Regions from separate parts of the Homo sapiens genome. Here region 2 is linked to region 1. A link is a contact called in ENCODE Hi-C data. All regions are on one chromosome and are shown on one strand. Each heading gives the region's core, a stretch centred on a gene start or an enhancer-like site at or near the end of the contact. The rest is flanking DNA. Distances are from core to core; before and after follow the strand shown. Region 1 overlaps NRP1 (neuropilin 1). Region 2 has its middle 61 kb from the start of LINC02628.

Region 1 (6,001 bases), core at 2,205-4,704:
CACCATACAATCAGGTATCAAATAAAATACGAAATGTGACAGATTCCATGTACCTCTCTTCTCTCCGCGGCTGCGCTCCTCGCTTTCAGTTTCTCTGAAAGTCCTAGAAGGAGAGATGCCACACAGCATCTGGTCTCCAAGCATGAGCCATAAATATTGCTTTCCTTTCATCCACATGTATATGCAGCAGGGAGTGAGATTTCCTTCTCCATCAGTAATTGCCAAATGGTGACAATCCCAGCTCTCCACTGAAGGAACGGAGTAACATACTTTGTTTAAACGCAGCACATCTAGGACATGGATTGTGTTTGCAAACTACAGGAGAAGGAAATCTCACAGGCAGCACAGCCCGACTATTTATTTTCATCCCAATCCTGCAAAACCCAGGCAGGCAAAGTTTGTCAGTTTTGCCTGCCATGGAGTTGGCAGTTTTACAACAGTGTTTCCAGTGGGCGTGCCACAAAACGGGGTTCAGGAAACCAGAGTTTATAATTGTGCACAGAGAGAAGCACACCCTTGGGAACAGCACCTCCTCATCCTTTTATTAATAGAAAAGCGTAACGACTTTTAAAGCCCTCGGTTTGCTGTCGATCAGGGGCCAGTCACGGTTAAACGGTGGCCTTCCTCTCACTGGCCTTTGTGTTTTGTTAGTATCCTGTGAAATTCTTCCCGGCAGACGTACATGAAGGGAAACAGTCAGTATAAGCAATCAGAGGTTTTAAATACTTTAAAGTTAATCATTAGACTAAGGTGAACAGGTCAGTTTTCCAGCTTTCTCCCATTTCCTCTATTGAAGCTCACTCAGTCTTGGCTTCTGCAGTCATTTATTAATGGGGCGTGTGGTGTATATCAATGTTTCCTCTATGGTATGACACTACCCAGCTAGGCAGAAAGTAGAAAGGGCCGCCCTAATTAGTATGCTTCCTTAAAGGACGCTGTCACTGTTGACCTGATTAAACTGCAAAACAAACTTCTCTTTGGTCAAACTTAACCCCCAGCTGCCCTGTAGCATGTTCAGGTTGACAAAATTCCTGCTACCACACAGCCCAGACACCCTCTACAAAACCAAGAGATGAAACAGAAGAGTCACTGCCTAAATTCAGAAAATGGTGTCGTCCTACACACATCTTAAGTTGTAAAATGTGGCTTTCAAAGACTGCGCAGGCACCTCCCATAGCTGAAGGTATCTCATGAAAAAAGCCGTGCCTTTCCTTTTCTTTGTACCTTTCCTGAAAGTTCTCAGCCCTCAGGAAGATTTTCTGTGGATGAAGGGTAGTGACCACCAGTTGGTTCTCTATGTCCTTTCTGGGATAGGGAAGAGGGGTGAGGTGAACAAATGAAGTTCTGATCATATAACAAACATTTTAGCTGTTGTTGCAGTTTCTTCTCTTACCAGAGAGGTAATTAAAGCCACTATGAAGTCGCCAGCTAATTTGTTTCATCTCATCTCTCTTCTCCTTGACTATGAAAGGGGGTAGGGATCGTTAAAAAAAATAAAAGTGAACAACAGCTGTGTAGAAAATGGAAAGTTCTATCAGATTCCAAATCTAGGTAATCTTCCCTGAATGTTGAAGGTCAATATTGTCAGAGCAGGAGCGGTTTTGTTAACACATTTGATTTGTGCACAATCTCAAGGTCACTCAAGGGATGGCTTCTCAGAGGGGCCAGTCGGTCCTGTCACAGAGTCTACTGTGGTCAGAGGGCAGGTATGCAAATTGCAAACAGTAGGACCCGTTGCTATCACCATCTGAACAAGTTCAATCCAAACCACGCGGGTCTACTGATCAGGGGTGGTCAGGTCCGGTTTGCATTTCACAGTCAGTGCAGAGTTCTTTTCAAATTGACTTGCTTTCCTGTTTCTCCATTGTCTGAGTCATGAATCTGGACTCCAAGTGCTCTGTTTGTGGGTAATGGGCTGTCTGACCTTCCTGGAAGGACTTCTGTTGATTGTCACCTTCTGGCTAAGTCAATGCCCAGAATATTGCATGGGGACTTGAGCATGCTTCAAGCCAGGGGTCAGGTCTAACTCTGAAGAGTTGACCCAGTGGCCTGAGTCACCTGATACTTTGATCCACACTGTTCTGCAGGCTCCAGATTCTTCAAGCATCATCACAAGCAGCAGTCAATGAGACCTCAAAACCTTCATCATAATTCCATTTTGCTATTATAGACTCAACTCAGAGTCTTACTATTTCATCTTGCTGATTCTCATCAATATAATAAACTCCATGGGCATATAATATTTATATACTTTTATGTAATCAGATGCATAAAAGCTGGTTAATGCTCTGCCAGCAAGTGATGGGATCCTTACATTTTTAATCTAGCTCTCTCTGGCGAGAGCTCTAACCCTCTGAGGCTCCTCCAGCATTCCTGCAGCAGTTCGGAGTATATTCATCACCTACGATTGTATGGGCCTGAGCACCTCTGCTTGTTTAGACTGAAAGACTAGTCTATGAACAAGTGAGTTAAACTGCTCTATAGAAGTTTGGAATACCAGATATAAAAATTAAATCCTTATGCATACATATGGTGCTAATGATCCAACTTCAGGCAAGATGGGTTGGGCAAGCACAGCTGGTACTTGCTCTCAGAGGCTGTAAATTTGTTTTAAGTTCAGAATATTGTTTCCTGCTATTTTTAAGAGTCAAGAAGGGATTTAGCTGGATTACCCCCATTGAATTTAATGAGAGTTGTGTGCCCCGCCAGGGCTTGGGTAATATTTTGAAAACGTAAACGTCAGTAGTCCTATATGTTTGTTTCATTCATTAATTTGCTTTTTTCTCTCCTTTTCTCTCTCCCTTTCTCCTTTCCTCTGTCCTTCTCTCTTTCTTTTCCCTTTCTATAAATGTTTATGGGTGGTTTGTGTGTTTGTCTTTCTAGCCAGGCTGGAAGTTTCCACATTGAACCTCTCACTCCATAACCCTCCCCAACAAAAGGCATTGATCTAAAAACATATCCTTTAAATAACCAAATTGCCACAAGTTACATGATCAAGACAAGAAGATAAAAGAGCAGTAAAATACAAAAACTTAGAGCGGTTCACCTGGTTAAATGTACAGGATGGGGAAGGACATTGGAAGGTAAAGGCAGACTGTCATTCTCTGAAGCGAGAAGTGCCTGAAACATTTTTTCAGGCAAAGCGGTTCCATGTCCTGGTCATTTCAAAAATATCCAAGTTCCTACATTTTATGGTATCATCAGAATATGAAGAGCCAAAAGAATGGATGATGTCATTTTCTGTTCTATAAACAATAAATGTAATGTATTAACAAAGTAAATACAGGCAGAACTGTGTGTGCTGGGGTGGCTTTCTTTATCCTGAATGTGCATGTTTTATAAAGTACATTTAAGGAGAAAAATCAAAACCACACACACATTAACATGTTCCAATATTAACATTTTCTAACATGAGATTATGCAACAGTACATTTCAGGGTCATGGGCGTTGGCATCCAAGGTTGCTCAATCATTCAGTCACCGTTCAGTTGACTGTACTTCATCTACATAATTCAATCTTGCTGCGGAAAAGAGTGGTAAATTTTGGAGAGGGTTTCCCATGCCTTAAGAAGTCCTATTTCATGGCTATGATAGACTAGACATGAAATATATCTCTCCGATGACACTACAGCTGTGAAATATAGCCTGTTTGCACTAAATGAAAGTACTCACATTTTACACATCACATAGCTTACTAGTTTACTTTCCCAAACTGGCTCTGTCTACCCTTTGGGAGGTCACATTATCATTGGGAGAATCCAAACTGCTCCATTTGGACAGTTTTTATGGTGGATTCCTTCCAAAATTTGACATTAGCTCTAGAAAAGGGTTCCTTATAAACTAAAAATGCAAAGTAAATCATTCTTATCTATTCAATAAATCTTCCCATTAAAATTCCTCCTGCCATTGGGGGAGGGGCCATGGAGACAAGGCTCAGAGCAGAAGGCGAGATACTTTGTTAATAAACACAAGCAAGTTAAAGAAGCTCAAAATGAGATAAGGTCTTGGCCTGACCCTAATACAGCATCTAATACCAGACTTCCCTTATTGTTCATAGGGATTCTTTTGAGGCTTATTTTTAAGTTCAACGGTCCAGATGCCCCAGGCGCCTTCCTGTTTGTTTCAATGCTGCCACCTCGTGGACTGCCTAAAGTCAGTGACAAGCCTAAAGGCCCTTCGTCACTGGAGAAAACAGCTGCATCTGCGGGCTTCGTTCTTTATAGGAGGACGAAAGGAGGGGGCAGAAGCCCGAGAATTTCATCTTTAGAATTTTTTTTATTGTTAGCTTATGTTTACCAAAACAACAGTCATACTTGGAATAAGTAGCAATGATTTCATTTTTCCCATACTTAAAAGTTAAGCTCCTTTCAAAAAGAGGCTGTGTAAAATGTCAGGCTGTGGGTTTTAAAAACACCATAGTCCAACAGCACCTTGTAGGGCACACACAAGGCAAGTCATTCCCGTGAATTCATTCACGCTGTCTTTTCAGATTCCTAAGGAAGCCTTTTGAACATTAAAAAAAAGAAAAGAGAAGTAAAAACGGGTAGCTATTGAAATGGGCTTTGGATTTAGATGACCTTACATTGAGGTTTTAAGCCGGGTGAACAATTTATATGTAAATTTAGAAATTAAAAAAGCAGAAATTTATACTTAAATTAATCGACCTTATAGAAGGCATGGAAGAAAAAAAAATAATCCTAAAATGCTTAAGAGATTCTAACCCTGACATTAAAGACCTGAAGCATGAACTGGTGAGGTGGAAATAGAGAAAACCTCCTGGGTGAGGCATTTCGCCAAGTTACTTTCCACTTTTGAGGCTTCATGGGTCAATCTCTAATTAAGATTCTTTTCATTGGTGGGTATCAACTTATATGATTTATCCTCAAGAACAGAATGGCTTTCATATTAAATACTGTGGAAATGGGGAGAGTGCAGCAAATGTAATACACGTGCTTTAGAAAATAGCCTTCCTGGAGATTTTATGTAAACCCAATTTGACAGGCAGTCCATAATCCTTTTAAAGCTGGATTTTTAAAGAAATTACTAAATGTGGTTTTGCAAACATTTTGACATCTCCATGCATCTTTTGGTTTCTTGGTAATCCTGGCTTTCCTGGAATTTTCAAACAGACATAAAGTTGTATAAATCGTGCTTTCCATGAGTGAACCAAGGGCCTTTGTGACCCTAAATGATCAAATTTGCCTTTCTTTGCTTGTCTCTTATTTTTACTTCCCACCCACTGAAGAGTTTCCAACATATGGTTTTAACTGTGAATTTGGCTGGGGCTCTCACAAGACCTTCTGCCACTGGGAACATGACAATCACGTGCAGCTCAAGTGGAGTGTGTTGACCAGCAAGACGGGACCCATTCAGGATCACACAGGTATCACAGAGTTCACTTCGGCTGCATGGCTTTGCAGATTCTCTTTGATTCCGAGGCTGTGTTACTGGGAGGGTTTCTAATGTCTGTGAATTTAGGGCGGGTAGGAATTACTACAGGCGTTCACATGTGCTATTATTTTCTAGAATTAACAATGTCTCTTTCCCTAGTAGCGAGAAGCATAGGGCAAATCATAGTAATGCCCCTTGAAGTTGGCCACTGATTGGCCTCCTTGAAAACAGCAAATTGGGCAAGGATCTATGAATTAGCATTCATCTTATCCTTTTTTTTTTTTTTTTTTTTTTTGAAATGGAGTCTCACACTGTTGCCCGGGCTGGAATGCAGTGGCACTAGCTCCACTCACTGCAACCTCCGCCTCCTGGCTTCACACGATTCTCTTGCCTCAGCCTCCCAAGTACCTGGGATTACAGGCATACACCACCACACCCAGCTAATTTTTTGTATTTTTAGTAGAGACGGGATTTCACCACATTGGCCGGGCTGGTCTCGAACTCCTGACCTTGTGATCCACCCACCTCAGCTTCCCAAAGTGCTGGGATTATAGGTGTGAGGCACCGCAACTAGCCTCATCTTATACTTTTTCTGAACTTCTTATTTTGG
Region 2 (6,001 bases), core at 2,156-4,655, 470 kb before region 1:
GAGATGGAGTTTCACTCTTGTTGCCCAGGCTGGAGTACAGTGGTGTGATCTTGGCTCACTGCAACCTCTGCCTCCCAGATTCAAGTGATTCTCCTGCCTCAGCCTCCCTAGTAGCTGGGATTACAGGTGCAGTCCACCACACCCAGCTAATTTTTGTATTTTTAGTAGAGACAAGGTTTCACCATGTTGGTCAGGCTGGTCTCAAACCCCTGACCTCAAGTGATCCACCTGCCTCAGCCTCCCAAAGTGCTGGGATTGCAGGCGTGAGCCACCGCAGCTGGCCAAGTCACCCAGTTTTATATGTGATTTTCTTCTCTTCCAATTCAGGCTTGAAAGTTCAACAAGCTGCCTTTTTCGGGGTGGGGGATGGCATGGGGGCTATTCCCCCAAGACCAAACTACTTCCTACTACACAGATCACCTGGTTATGTATCCTTAACACAGTTAAGATTAGCATTTCACAGGTGACCTTTTACCTCATCCTCCTGACAGCATCCCAGAGGTATATTTTCCCAGCCTATGCCGCTGATTAGTGTTACTGAAACCCCAGGGGCTTGGTCTAGGTCATGTTGCTCACTGCACAGAAAGCCAATCACTGAGACAACAAGTATTGCCAGGGAAGAAGGCTTTAATCGGATGCTACAGCTGCAGAAAACAGAAGATTAGTCTAAAATCTGTCTTTCAAGGAGACTAGAATTGCTGGGTTTATATAGCAGGGGAGGAATATAAAACAGGAATTACGGAGGGATAAGGAAGCAGTCGTGAGGAATGAGGGGTCTGTCATCTCATTGGCGGTGATCTGCTGAATTTCTTTCTCTTGTCTGAGGGTCAGTTTGCTAAGAGAGAAACTCAGATGAGACAAATATAAATTTTAAGTTTCAAAACTGGCAGGGTAAATTTCTATGTTTATTAAAAAAACCCATAGATATCATTTCTATGGGACAATTGGGCTGGTTTCATCAGGAAACCAACCCTTGAAGGGACACTAAAGAAGCACTTCATGACCTGTAGGCAGCAGATGGCAGAGCTAAAATTAAACCCAGGCCTCTTGGCTACTGGCCTTTCCATTCACTTTACCACACTGAGGTCACATTAACCAACCAACTCTCTTAACTTATGGTGCTGGCAGATTCATTTGACTGGTTTTTATGTCTGAGTCAACTCGTGGTTCTAGCGTGGTCCAGTGTTGGGGCCTGGGCACGGGCCCATCTGCCTCTGCACACTGGTCCATGTGCAGCCTTCTGTATTTCTAGTAACCAGGAATGACCTTCCTTAGAGCAAGCCTGTTCTAGCAAGGAGACAGGGCATCCTTCTATGCTGGAGAAATAAAACCGAGAACAAAGACACCATCCAGGCAGGCTTTGCAAGCTCAATAAATTGTCATTTGTCTGCAATCAGAGAGACACAGTAATTCTGACTTCCCTGTCCTTACTCCTTAAAAATGCATTCCCCTTTGTTTATAATTCCAGGCAGTTTCTAAAAGAAGAAGACAGTGTGAACTCGGTGGCACACAATCCTGAAAATATAATTGAGTGCACCGCAGCCAGGAAATGGAGTGAGATGGCTGTTCATCAATAAAAACAATATTGAAAAGGAGGCCTCGTCCTCTGGCTCCATGACAGTTAGCCTGCCTTTGCTTCTTCATCCTGCCTTGAGAGAAACAAAAAGAAAAGGAAAACCCCCACTTAAATCAAAGAATGAGGAGGAAATTCATGTTTGATTCTCACTTCTGGAAAATAATCCATATTTAGGTTCTCATCTGATCTTCCAGATTGTTCACTTGAACATTTGTGCTACCAGAAAACGTTACATGGTGAGTGGAGCAGGCCGGGTGCAGTGGCTCATGCCTGTAATTCTAGCACTTTGGGAAGCTGAGGGAGACAGATTGCTTGAAGCCAGGAGTTTGAGACCAGCCAGGCCAATATGGTTAAACTCTGTTTCTACTAAAAAAAAAACAAAAACAAAAATTAGCTGGGCGTGGTGGCAGGCACCTGTAGTCCCAGCTACTCTGGAGGCTGAGGCAGGAGAATTGCTTGAACCCAGGAGGCAGAGGTTGCAGTGAGCTGAGATCACACCACTACACTCCAGCCTGGGCAACAGAACAACACTCTGTCTCAAAAAAAAAAAGTTCTATGGTGAGTGGAGCAGTCCTGAGTAGCTTCAAGGCTCCAACTTCAAGGACATTCATGCTGTTTCCAGGTGCCAAGGTCAGAGCCAAGGATTGCCCGGAAGTCTGGTGTCATAGGAGAGAGGCCAAAAAACAAACCAAACTGAGAGGTGATATATAAAATTTTTATATAAAAATATTTTCCTATCATTTTGACATCCCTGTATTAATAAATCCTTTGGGTTAAGATATTGTTGCTATTTTAATAAAATACTAAATGATAGGATTATTGCCTGATATTACTATTGGCCAACAACTATGAATACTTGAATGAACTAACCATATTGTTCCTTTTCCCCCCCAGAAAGACTGGAAGAAGGAATTGACACGGGAGGCAGGCAATGGAGAAAGGGTCTATAACCCTTCCTTGCAATCGGGGGTCTTTGGCTGTTTGAAGGTAGGTAGGAGGGAAAGAGCCAGAAAGAGGCAGGGAAAGACATCGGAACGATGCTGACGGAAATGTTCACAGTCAACTTTAGGAAAGTATGCAGTTGGGTCAGTTTGACTCCCCTAATTGGGCTAAGAGGGTCTTGTTTCTTGTAGCTGTTCCAAGAATTGGCACGGTAGGAGGCCGTGGCTTTTTGCAAAATACCCCTATTCTTTTTGCAAAATATCCTTATTCTAAGAATAGGCCAAAGAAAGAGGAAGAGAGTGATGTTGCTGGGACAAGTACCAAGACAAAGAGATTTTCAGATTTCTGGGGACAAGAAGAAACCATGTGAAGGGAACTTTCCCTTCAACACACACACACACACACACACACACACACACACACACACACAGCCCTCCGAGTATGTATGTGTGCACGTGGTTAGCAGCGGTTGCATTAATTAGCCCAGCAGCATCAGCTTTAAATTAAAACAATTTAAAATGTAGCAGCAGCAAGCATGGCAATGGGACACAGTCTTAAAATGAGCACATGAACAGAATATGGGGAATTAGAGGCTGAGCCATTTCAAAGAGTGAATCCAGACCATATGGAGCCGAGGACTGGAGGAGTCAGGCGAAGCTGCAAGCATCTGGGATGCTAAGAGTTTCCTCTTGTGGAGCGGAGGCGTGGAGGGGTGCAGTGGGGAGACAGGAGGAAGGGACGGTTGCCAACCCATCAACAGGTCTGGTGGCAGGGCCAGATGGCCTCCTACCAGAGGGCTGGGTTCTCGTGACGGTGGCCTTTGGGCAGAAGGGGAGGAGAACAGCCCTGCGGTTTCCCCGAAGACAATGAGGAAGGAGAAACAGCCCCTGGGGCTGCTGGCTCCTGCGCCTGCCGCCTGCAGATCAGATGCCAAGGCTCCCCGGACAGGAAATGAGTGAGACTCCATGGAGGATAGCTCAGAGATTCAAGAGGAAACCATAGACCCTGGCAACAATAGGAAGAAGAGAGGGTGGGGCAGAGGAAAGAGTTTGTTTGCTTAATGTGGACCTCTTAAAGGTCAGTGATAAATGTTTGCAAAAGTCCTCGTGCTGGCTCCATGCACAGAGTTTCAGAGAACCGAAGGGATAAAGTTTCCTGTGCCTGGCACAGGGGATCTAGGGTTGTTTGGATCAGAAGGAACAACTGTGACCCTGGGTGCTCAACAATACCTTTGACCTCCCTCCCCCGGAGTAAGGCAAAATGCTTGCCTTGTTTGATGATTCTGTCAAAGTCCTCAACAAGTGATGTTGGCCTTGCTATTTGTTTATTTCTTAGCTCAGGCTGAGAAGCAAGAACTTGATTTCTAACTTTTTATAAAATTTACCAGGTGATGACTCGGGCAAGTTGCCTCAGTGTCTTCATTTTAAATTGCAAATAACTGGTTCTTAGAATGTTTAAAGCACTTAGCATCTTACCCAACACTTCAGAACTGCTCCATCAATAGTAGCTATTCTATATCATTATTGCTATTACTATTTATTCCCATCATTTCTCATTTTTGCTGTTGAAAATACCACTCTAATATAAATATCTTTCTATGTAAATCTTTGCCCATATTGCTGATCTCGAGTGTAAATTTCTAAAATTTCTAAAAGTGGTAAACTGAGTCCAAGGATAGAAACATGTTAGAGGCATTTGGTAACATTGCCAGATTATTTCCCATCGTGATTGTACCAACATCTCTCCCCACGGTCCTTGAAAGGGAACACGTGGAGAATAGCCTTGGTGACACCAGGTCATGCCATTTAAATCCTTTCCATCATCAGCACGTATTTACTGTGTGCTTGGTACGGTTCTGTACACTTGAGATCCAGCCACGAGCAACAACAAAAAAGATTTCCTGTCTTCAAGGCACTTCACAGGCAAAAATAAATAAATGAATATGCACTGTAACATCGTGCAATGGTTAAGACCTGTGCAGAGAAGAGAGCAGGGGAGGGGCTGGAGGGCAGGGGGATGCTATTTTGGATGGGATGCTCTCTATTCAGTTGAGACAGGAAATTGACACCTGAGCTGGAGCAGAATGACAGGAAGCCTCGTAGAGACCCAAGGAAACAGCGTTCCAGGCAGCAGGAAGAACGAATATAAGGGGCTTAAGATCAGCTCACTCCATAATGTCAAGGGACTAGCAGTGGGGTTAGAGTGAGCGGAGAGAGACAGCAAGGAGGTGAGCAGGCTCTTGGAACAGCAGCCAGGGGGTGGCAGGTGATAGCGGGCCTGATTCTTAGTGGGGAAGGAGGCCCTGGAAGGTCCTAATCAGGAGAGAGACTCCGCGTGTCTGGGGTTTCATCAGGATCACTCAGGCTGCTACGTGCGGGTGAGACCACAGGCGGCAAGCGTAGAAGCAAAATCAGTTAAGCATCTACTTGTTGCTAATTTGATAGACAAGAAAAATCATTCTCCTTTTAATCTGGTTTTTGATTACTTGTGAGGCTGAGTCTTTAGTGTGCTCACGGGGAATTTACAATTATTGTTCTATGTGCAGTGGACTGAATTTGGCCCTCTCAGAGGACAACAGCTGCTCTGCCATCAATGGGGCAGAGACCTAACAGAGACCTGGAGAGGAGAGGGCAGGGCCTATACTAAGTTTCATTGAGCTTCTAGTCTATGGAGTCTGTGTTTTGGAGGCATTTGGGGGGAGTTTTGAAGTTCTCTTTCTGGTTTTGTTCACTGTTTTTTAACAGCCTACGTTTAAAATATGTCCTTTATTAAGATGTGATTGCACCAATTGGGAGATGGGATGGGTTCAGATTTTTTTTTTCCACACTGAAAATTCTGGCTGGATAAATATTACATTGGGATTTACTCTTTTATTATACTTTTAATCATTCTGTGAATGCATTTTCAAGAACTGCTGGCATCTTAGGAATGGAGAATCATTTGGCATCATGTTTTTTAAATGCAAAAAACGACTAGATAAATGGAATCTTTAAAATAACTAAACGAAAAAGTGTGCATTTGTTATGCAACATCACACAATTGTTCCATTGGCACACCTTCCTAATGACTTCTTTATGCAAACGTGATCACCTTTGTGCCGTTTTTTCTACTTCTGCTGTTTCCAGTACATTTATTTCAATGAAGACTGCTTCGAAAACCTTCAAAGAAATTGGGGAGACTGGCCTTTTTCCCTCATGCATCAGGATGTGCATTTACATGAAGAACTTGCCTAAACTACCACCGGTGAATTCAGAAAGAGGCACCCTCCTTGCTTAAAGTATGCAATTTATACGCCTGCAAAAATGCCAAGCATATGCAATCCATTTTGGTATTTCAAATTCTTACAGAGATAGTTAATTACATGCATAGAACCAGGGCTTAAATTGAATCTGGTCTCAGGAAGAGCTTAACTTTGGGGCCCATGTATAGATTTAGTAAATTTGTAGAGGGTAAGAACACTCTGCTGGCTGATCTCCACAGTAG

The links. A loop is a pair of places that touch in the nucleus more often than their neighbours do. Pooled maps may share reads with other maps.
Region 2: a pooled map shows a loop between it and region 1 (2.6-fold over the local background). The contact joins two enhancer-like sites. A Hi-C loop is called at or near these places in 1 of 168 maps with a recorded cell type or tissue (CD4-positive, alpha-beta memory T cell) and 6 of 50 pooled maps.

What each region holds. Positions count from the first base shown.
Region 1 is chr10:33,191,663-33,197,663 of GRCh38, reverse strand. It overlaps NRP1 (neuropilin 1), which reads left to right. Exons shown (of 17, transcript NM_003873.7): 12 at 1-14; 13 at 5,246-5,383. Among named protein-coding and RNA genes, the nearest start is that of IATPR, 78 kb to the right of the region's middle. Within about 2 kb of position 3,454, at least 17 of the 41 ENCODE cell types and tissues checked have a DNase peak (open chromatin) inside an H3K27ac peak, as active enhancers do.
Region 2 is chr10:33,659,360-33,665,360 of GRCh38, reverse strand. No RefSeq gene overlaps it. Among named protein-coding and RNA genes, the nearest start is that of LINC02628, 61 kb to the right of the region's middle. RefSeq lists an enhancer at 2,830-3,330. Within about 2 kb of position 3,405, at least 16 of the 41 ENCODE cell types and tissues checked have a DNase peak (open chromatin) inside an H3K27ac peak, as active enhancers do.